2 separate regions of the Homo sapiens genome follow, and region 1 is linked to region 2. The links are chromatin loops, found by intact Hi-C in ENCODE. Cell type or tissue: transverse colon. All regions are shown on one strand.

Region 1 (4,000 bases), 200 kb after region 2:
TTTTGTTCCAACACAATTTTATTTATAAAAACAGTCAGCTGGACAGATTTGGCCTGGGGGCCATGTATGCCCACCCCTGGCCTAGTCAAGTAAAATGCAACAGCAGTGACAAGTGACAGAGTGACTTTTGAGCAGAGGCTAAAAAAGGCAATACAGCTTCCATCTCCTCTCTCTCTCTCTCTCTCTCTCTCTGGTAACCTGGTAACACACTCTGGGAGCCCTGAGGCAACATATAAAAAGTTTAGCTAGCCTGAAGCTGCCTGACTGGTGAGACCAAATGAAAGACCACACAGAGACAGAAGGAGCCCTAGCTATATGCCTGGTCCAGGAGACAGGCCTGTGAGTGGGTGAGCTTTCAGATGATTTCAGTCCTCAGACTTCAAACCTTCCAAACTAACACCAAGTAGAATACAGGCGCAGCCAACCAAAAGCTACCTACATTGCAGATATGTAGGCTAAGTAATGATTTTGTTGCTTTAAATCAAGGGTCAGCAAACAACAGCCCTGCTATGGGTTTAAATATATGTGTGCCTCCAAAATTCATATGCTGGAACATCACTTCAGGGTGACGGTATTAAAAGGTGGGGACTTTTGGGAAGTGATTAAGTCATGCAGGCTCTGCCCTCATGAAAGGATTCGTCCTTCTTATAAAAGGTTGAAGGGAGCAGCACCCTAGTGCTTTCTGCCATGTGAGGATACAACATTTGTCCTCTCTGGAGTACACAATAACAAAGTACCATCTTAGAAGCAGAGACTAGGCCATCATTAGACCCTAAACCTACAGACACCTTGATCTTGTACTTTCAACCTCTAGAACTGTGAGAAATAAATTCTTATTCCTTGTAAGTTACTCAGTCTGAAGTATTTTATTTTAGCAGGAGGAATGGAGTAAGAAAAACCCTTAGGTCAAATACAATCTGCCACCTGATCTGTAAATAGTTTCACTGGGATTCAGTCACAACCATCCACTTATGCACTGTCTATGGATGCCTTCACACTACAACAGCAGAGCTGGGTGACTGTGGCAGAAACTGTATGCCCACAATACCTCAACTACTTATTATTTGGTTCTTCATGAAAAAAATTGCCAAGCCCTATTTTAAGCCATTAACTGGTAGGCGGATGGATTGTCATGCAGCGATAGATAATCAAAATACTTCCTTACTTCCCTTAAGTCTCTACATAAATACTACCTTAGAGAGGTCTTCCTTTACCTTTCCATAAAAAATAGTGTTCTCTTCATCTTTTGCATGCCATAAAATGTTACTCCTCTAAAAAGTATTTATTGTGGAGAAGCAATTAAAGTCTTGCACCACTGTAAACATATGTACATTATATAAACATACACATTACTAGTATTGTATAATTCTGTTTGATCTCTACATTGCCAGCTACTCAAGGGCTAGTACTTCATTTCAATAACTTTAAACATTCAAGGGAACTGCAATGGAATAATATACCATTTGGGGCCATAACAGGTGGTGACTGATAACATGGGTAAAAAGAAAAAACTGTGAAGCTCAGCATTAGTGCACCAGTGAAAATGTCTTCATATTTCATATCATTGAATATGAGATGTGGAAAGGACTAAGGCAGATTTACTCAATTCTTTTACATATTAAATTACTATGTATATTTGGATAGAATGAGATATAGACTTAGGTAAAACCTATGAATACCTGGATTTGGTAGGGGGTAAAAGCCACTTATTCCTAGTCTTAGGAATAACTGTATAAGGAAAGGCTATGGCAGAATCTTTTAATAATTCTACGTTCACATTAAGGCTGATTTCATCATAACAAGTTAATGAGTTGCTCTGCTGATAGCATGAATAAAAACTCATTTGGCTGGGTGTAGTGGCTCACACCCATAATCCCAGTACTTCGGGAGGCTGAGACGGGTGGATTGCCTGAGCTCAGGAGTTCAAGACCACCAGCCTGGGCAACATGACGAAACCCTGCCTCTACTAAAAATACAAAAAATTAGCCGGGCGTGGTGGGACACACCTGTAGCCCCAGCTACCTGGAAGGCTGAGGCACGAGAATCGCATGAATCCGGGAGGCAGAGGTTGCAGTGAGCCAAGACTGCACCACTGCACTCCAGCCTAGAAGACAGAGTGAGACTGTCTCAAAAAAACAAACAAACAAAAACAACAAAAAACCCTAAAAACCCAAAAACTTCATTTGACACATTTATTGTAGTCAATAAAGATTGTAGAAGGGATAATTTGAATTATTCTTGCTCCAGGCTAAACTCAAACTTGTTTAGCACAGTGCATGGCATATAACAATTGGTTGAATGAATAAATGAATGAACAAGAAAACAAACAAAAACAGCTGGGGGTAAAGCACCAGGCTTAGTTCACCTCTTGATCTGGTCTGTAATTCTTTTTTTGTCTTTTTGGAGACGGAATCTCACTCTGTCGCCCAGTCTGGTATGCAGTGGTGTGATGTCAGCTTACTGCAACCTCCACCTCCTGAGTTCAAGCAATTCTCCTGCCTCAGCCTCCCAAGTAGCTGGGATTACAAGTGTGTGCGATTATAGGCGTGCATACCCGGCTATTTTTTTTTTTTTTTTGTACTTTTAGTAGAGACGAGGTTTCACCATGTTGGCCAGGCTGGTCTTGAACTTCTGGTCTCAAGTGATCCACTCGCCTCAGCTTCCCAAAGTGCTGGGATTACAGTGTGAGCCACAGTGCCTGGACTTCAGCTTGTAATTCTTTTTCCATCAAGTAGGCAATACAGAAACATAGTGACCACCAAAGTCAACATAAAGATTTAATTTAATTGATAGGCGTTCCTGTCATCCTAAATCACAAAATCATAGCTCAACTGCTGTTGAACAGCTGCCAAATATTCCCTTAAGGGTTTGTAGCTTTCTTGAGCGCACATTCAAACATTTACAGAAAAAGCTTGCCAAAAGTTGTACTCAAAGTGAAGAATGGCTTTCTATGCTACAGACAACAGATGTAAGAATTTTTCCTAAATGCTCTTCCAACAAATCAAAAAAAGTAAGAACTATATATCTAATCGGGAAACATGAACTGCAAAATGCTATTATTTTTCCATTTTTAAAAGATATACAGTACTGTTTTATATCAGGAACTACAAGATACTTTCTCAGAAAACCTGAGTTTCATCAGAATTGTTAAACTGTCAGGAACTACAAGAAATCTCAGAAAACCTGAAATATAAATCAAGATTTGTTTATCACGGTATTAAACATTTCTAATTAACCCTTAACTTTGCTATCTACTAACAATACCCCCTCACCATCCCACAATAAAACAACTAAAAATTAGAGGTGTCACTGATGATCAGACTACTACTAGTAACCAGATTACTTTAGCCAAAGCAGGCTTATAATGACAAGTGTGTAACTTTCCCAGTTTGAGTCAGCAAATGTTCTTATATTTCTCTAGACCGTTTCAGGCAGTTTGGCTAGAATTTTAAAATTCCTTTTTCCACATCTTGTAGTTCTATGACTTCCATGGCCTCTCCCTCATTATGCAAATACAATCATATACTGTATAACCACACTCTGGTCAACAATGGACTGCCTATAGGACAACGGCTGGAGCAATACGTTATACCATATAACTTAGAAGTATAGTAGGCTATATCACCTAGGTCTGTGTATGTGTATATACACTCTATGATGTTTGCACAATAAAATCACCTAACAACACATTTCTCAGAATGTCTCCCTCCCTCCCTCCCCTCTTCTCTCCCTCCTTCCATAAACACTTATTTTGTCCCATGTTTTGCATTAGATCTTGGTAACTCAAAAGACAAAGATAAAAATAATCCTTTCCTTTAGGGAGTTCACAGTCTAGTAGGAAAGACAGACACAGAAACCAGCAGTTACCAAAAAAATGTGATCAGTGTTGCTACGGACTCTGTTCGAGATATCATAAGAAAAGACAGAGTAACTACTCCTGCTTAAGAGATGGTTTTGCAGTGGAGGTCACACCTAGTCAAGGACAGGGAAGAGAAGTATT
Region 2 (4,000 bases):
CTTTATCTCTAGTATATTTTTGGTCACGTCTTTTTGAAGGACCAACTCTTAGTTTTACTGATTCTCTCCACTGCATATTGTCTTTCTACTCCACTTATCTAGCAATAGGCAATGTAGGTACCTTGATGTGATTTTTATTTTAAATAAATTTTAATAGGAAGAACATACAAAAATCCCACTTCCCTGCTCAATTCCTGCTTAATCCACTGCAATCGTGTGTTACCAACTGTTTGCCAAATGCCATTTAATTGCTAAGGAAGTAGAAAAATACTGCCCATAATTAAGATGGTTTGCTGGTTAGAGAGATACTTTGTTTCTTTTACCTTTTCCAGTAAGTGAGATCTAAAAAGGAAAAAACTGGTGTTCTGTTAGAACCAGAAGCCATCTCTGTATCTGAGCCGTCATCTGACTGGTTACTGTAACAAGGAGATTGAGCTGGGGAGGCACTTGAGGTGGTACTGTGAGCATCAGAATCTGCAATAAAGATTAAGAGAAAAAATAAAATTTTCAATTTCATTACATGTAATTGCAACTAAACCTCAGCATAAGACACTGTGAAAGAGTTGGTAAAAAAGAAAAAGTAAAAAATAATTCATTTTCTATGCACTACTGATATTTGAAGATATTCAGACTAACGTGTTTTTTAAAGAAGTGAAGAAGATGGAATAGACATACTTCCTATTCCTCCTGCTTATACAACTAAAATCCCTGGATATTATATATAAAACAAACCTGAGACTCCAAAAGGTGATGATCATCTAGGGAGCTCAAGACCCAAGGCAAGCCATGGTGGTAGGTTCCTTAGTTTTTCTGGATTTTCCTTTTGCCTCATAATCCCCAGCTTTGGAAGTGAAACAGCAGCCACCCAGAAATGCCAATGTGTACAGACAATCAAAACAACAACAACAAAACAAAAATCCAAAACCCCAATTAAAACCTGATCTCTCTAGCAAAGAACTAGGAAAAGGGCAGCCTAGCCAGACAGAAAACATTTCTGAACACTAACCTTCCTGTTCCAGCCAAACCCACGGAAAAAACTGTGGACACCTTTCCTAACCCCAGCAGAGGCTGAGGTGAAGAGCCTACATTTCCACCCTCACAAGACTTAGGAAGCACCCCAACACCTATACCAGGGTGGTGTCAGAGGAAGCCTAGCGAAGTCAGGATTTTCATTATGGCCCACTAAGTACAAGGCCACCCTCACCAGGTGGTAGCCTGAACTCTCTCCTGACATCCAGTAGTAACAAGGAGCCTCCCCCTCCCCCCAACCTCAGATGTCAATGGAGGTTGAGAGAGAAACTGGAATTCTAACACCTGGCGGTAAGTAATAGGGTGGTGAGGCCCCTCCCTCTTTCCCTGCCCTGAGGGGTGTCAAAAAAGCCAGTTAAAATAGAAGGGTTAAATAAGACCCAGAGTCTCACAACATAATCTGAAAATGTCCAGGTTTCAATAAAAAATTACATCAGTCCAAGAATCAGGAAGATCTCAAACTAAATGAAAAGGCCAACACTAAGATGACAAAGACATTAGAATTATCTGACCAAGATTTTAAAGCAGCCACGACAAAAATGCTTCAGTGAGCAATTATGAACATGTTTGAAATAAATGAAAACATAGGCTTGGCAAAGAAATAGGAAGCCTCAGTAAAAATAAGATAGAAAACTATAAGGAAAAAATAAATGGAAAATTTGTAACTGAAAAAAATACAATAAAGAAAATAAAAACCACAGTGGATGGGCTGAGCAACATGGAGGGGAGAGAGAAAACAAACAGTGAACTGGAAGAAAGAACAACAGAAATTGCCCCATATGAACGACACAGAAAACAAATGAACAGAGCAGGAGAAACCTGTGGAGCTTAGTCAAACATACATCTACATTCATGTCATTGCAGTCCTGGAGGGAGAGGAAAAAGAGAATAGAGGTGAAAAAGTACTCAAATATAGTGGCTGAAAACTTGTGAAATTTGGCGAGACATAAACCTAAGACTCAAGAAGCTAACCAAAGCCCAACAGAATAAACCCAAAGAAATCCATGCCAAAACACGTCATAATTAAGCCTCTATAAACTAAACCAAGAGAAAAATCTTGAAAGCAGCCAAAGAATAATGACATTATACCTATAAAGAGAAAACAAAAGATCCTGATTTAATAAGGAATAAAGGCAGTTCATTAGATGCAGAGCTAACCCTGATTTAATACTTTGCCTGTTTATGTGAAGATGTCAGATAAATGTACAAGCCAGAAAATAAGTTTCTTAGTTAACAGTCATTGTGCTATAAGGCTGTTGTACTGCCACGTCACAGCAAGAGCAGTATCATAAACCTCATAAACACAGGTGGGGCCTACCATACACCTTGCCCATCCCAGGACACGTTGACAGAGCAATCCTTCCATTCAGATAACCAATCAAGTACTTATTAAATATTTATAAGGCATCAAATCCTATGTTACATGCTGCATGGAAAGAAACAGACTAAAGAAAATTTGGGTTTTTTTTTTTTTTTAATTATTTTTATCTTTTGGTTTTCCTTGAGACCGGATCTCACTCTGTCACCCAGGCTGAAGTGCAGTGGCATGACCACAGCTCACTGCAGTCTCAACCTCCTGAGCTCAAGCAATCCTCCCGTCTCAGTCTCCTGAGTAGCTGGGACCACAGGCACACACCACCACACTCGGCTGGTTATTTTTTTAATTTTTAGCAGAGACAAGGTCTCGTTATTTGCCCAGACTGGTCTGGAGCTCCTAGCCTCAAGCGATCCTCCCACCTCGGCCTCCCAAAGTGCTGCAATTACAGGCATGGTCACACCTAGCCAAGAAAATGTTTTTGTTTTTGTTTGTTTGTTTGTTTGTTTGTTTAAAACAGAGTCTCACTCTGTCGCCCAGGCTGGAGTGCAGTGGCTGGATCTCAGCTCACTGCAGCCTCCAACCTCTTGGATTTTCATGCCTCAGCCTCTCGAGTAGCTACAACTACAGGTGTGCACTACCACACCCAACTAATTTTTTTATATTTTTAGTAGACAGGATTTCGCCATGTTTGCCAGGCTGGTCTTGAACTCCTGGCCTCCCAAAGTGCTGGGATTACAGGTGTGAGCCACCACACCCAGTCAAGAAAACGTTTTCTGAATAGAGCTCACAAATATTTTATATTTACAAATATTTACATAAAACAGCATAAAATTAGGTATCTAAAAGAAAGCCCCGTTAGTATTTTTAATATGTTAACTTAGCAAACAAAATCCTCAAGAGTAGCAGGTTTTAAAAAAATGAGTCTAGTGGGATGTTTAAGACTTCCTAAATAATTAACATCAACAGACACCTCTATGCTGCTGAGGAAAACTCACTCTCCTAGGAAGTGCTTAATATCTTTAAACTATTTGAAATTTCAATTATCTGACCATTTTTGTTTTGTTTTGTTTTTGTTTTCGGAGACGGAGTTTTGCTCTTGTTGCCCAGGCTGGAGTGCAATAGCACAATCTCGGCTCACCACAACCTCTGCCTCCCAGGTTCAAGCAATTTTCTTGCCTCTGCCTCCCAAGTAGCTGGGATTACAGGCATGCACCACCACGCCCAGCTAATATTGTATTTTTAGTAGACACGGGGTTTCTCCATGTTGGTCAGGCTGGTCTCAAACTCCCAACCTCAGGTGATCCACCTGCCTCGGCCTCCCAAAGTGCTGGGATTAGAGGTGTAAGCCTCCATGCCCAGCCCAAACTGCAATTTTAAGTCTTAAAAATTACGTAGGATTTAGAAGGCACCAAGGAGTGATTAGATGGCATCAAGTCGGTAGGGACAATGGGCAAAGTCAATGAGCAAAGCTGTGGAAGCCAAAAACACTCCAGGAACTGACTCAGCTCAAACAAAAATAGGACCTTCAAACACTTTCTAGGAATTCTCAACCATATTTTATAGTAAGCAGAAATCACTGCAGATTTTGAAAAGGATGACACAAAAAGAATAGCTAACATTTATAGACGAATTTATTTTGTTTTACAAAGCCAT

The links. Peaks named below come from ENCODE experiments on the same cell type or tissue, not always from the same donor. Only the 100,000 strongest peaks of a DNase experiment are listed, where the experiment ranks them.
Region 1: it touches region 2 in a loop (14-fold over the local background); 1 of 110 quality-filtered maps calls a loop at or near these places.

Annotation. Positions count from the first base shown.
Region 1 is chr12:31,485,571-31,489,570 of GRCh38, forward strand. The region is part of intron 2 of DENND5B (DENN domain containing 5B); the gene reads right to left. Among named protein-coding and RNA genes, the nearest start is that of DENND5B-AS1, 100 kb to the right of the region's middle. In transverse colon, no CTCF peak of the experiment used is centred here; no DNase peak of the experiment used is centred here.
Region 2 is chr12:31,287,311-31,291,310 of GRCh38, forward strand. SINHCAF (SIN3-HDAC complex associated factor) reads right to left here. Exons shown (of 6, transcript NM_001135812.2): 5 at 324-474. Among named protein-coding and RNA genes, the nearest start is that of FLJ13224, 35 kb to the right of the region's middle. In transverse colon, no CTCF peak of the experiment used is centred here; a DNase peak (open chromatin) is centred at 2,331; H3K27ac peaks cover 468 bases.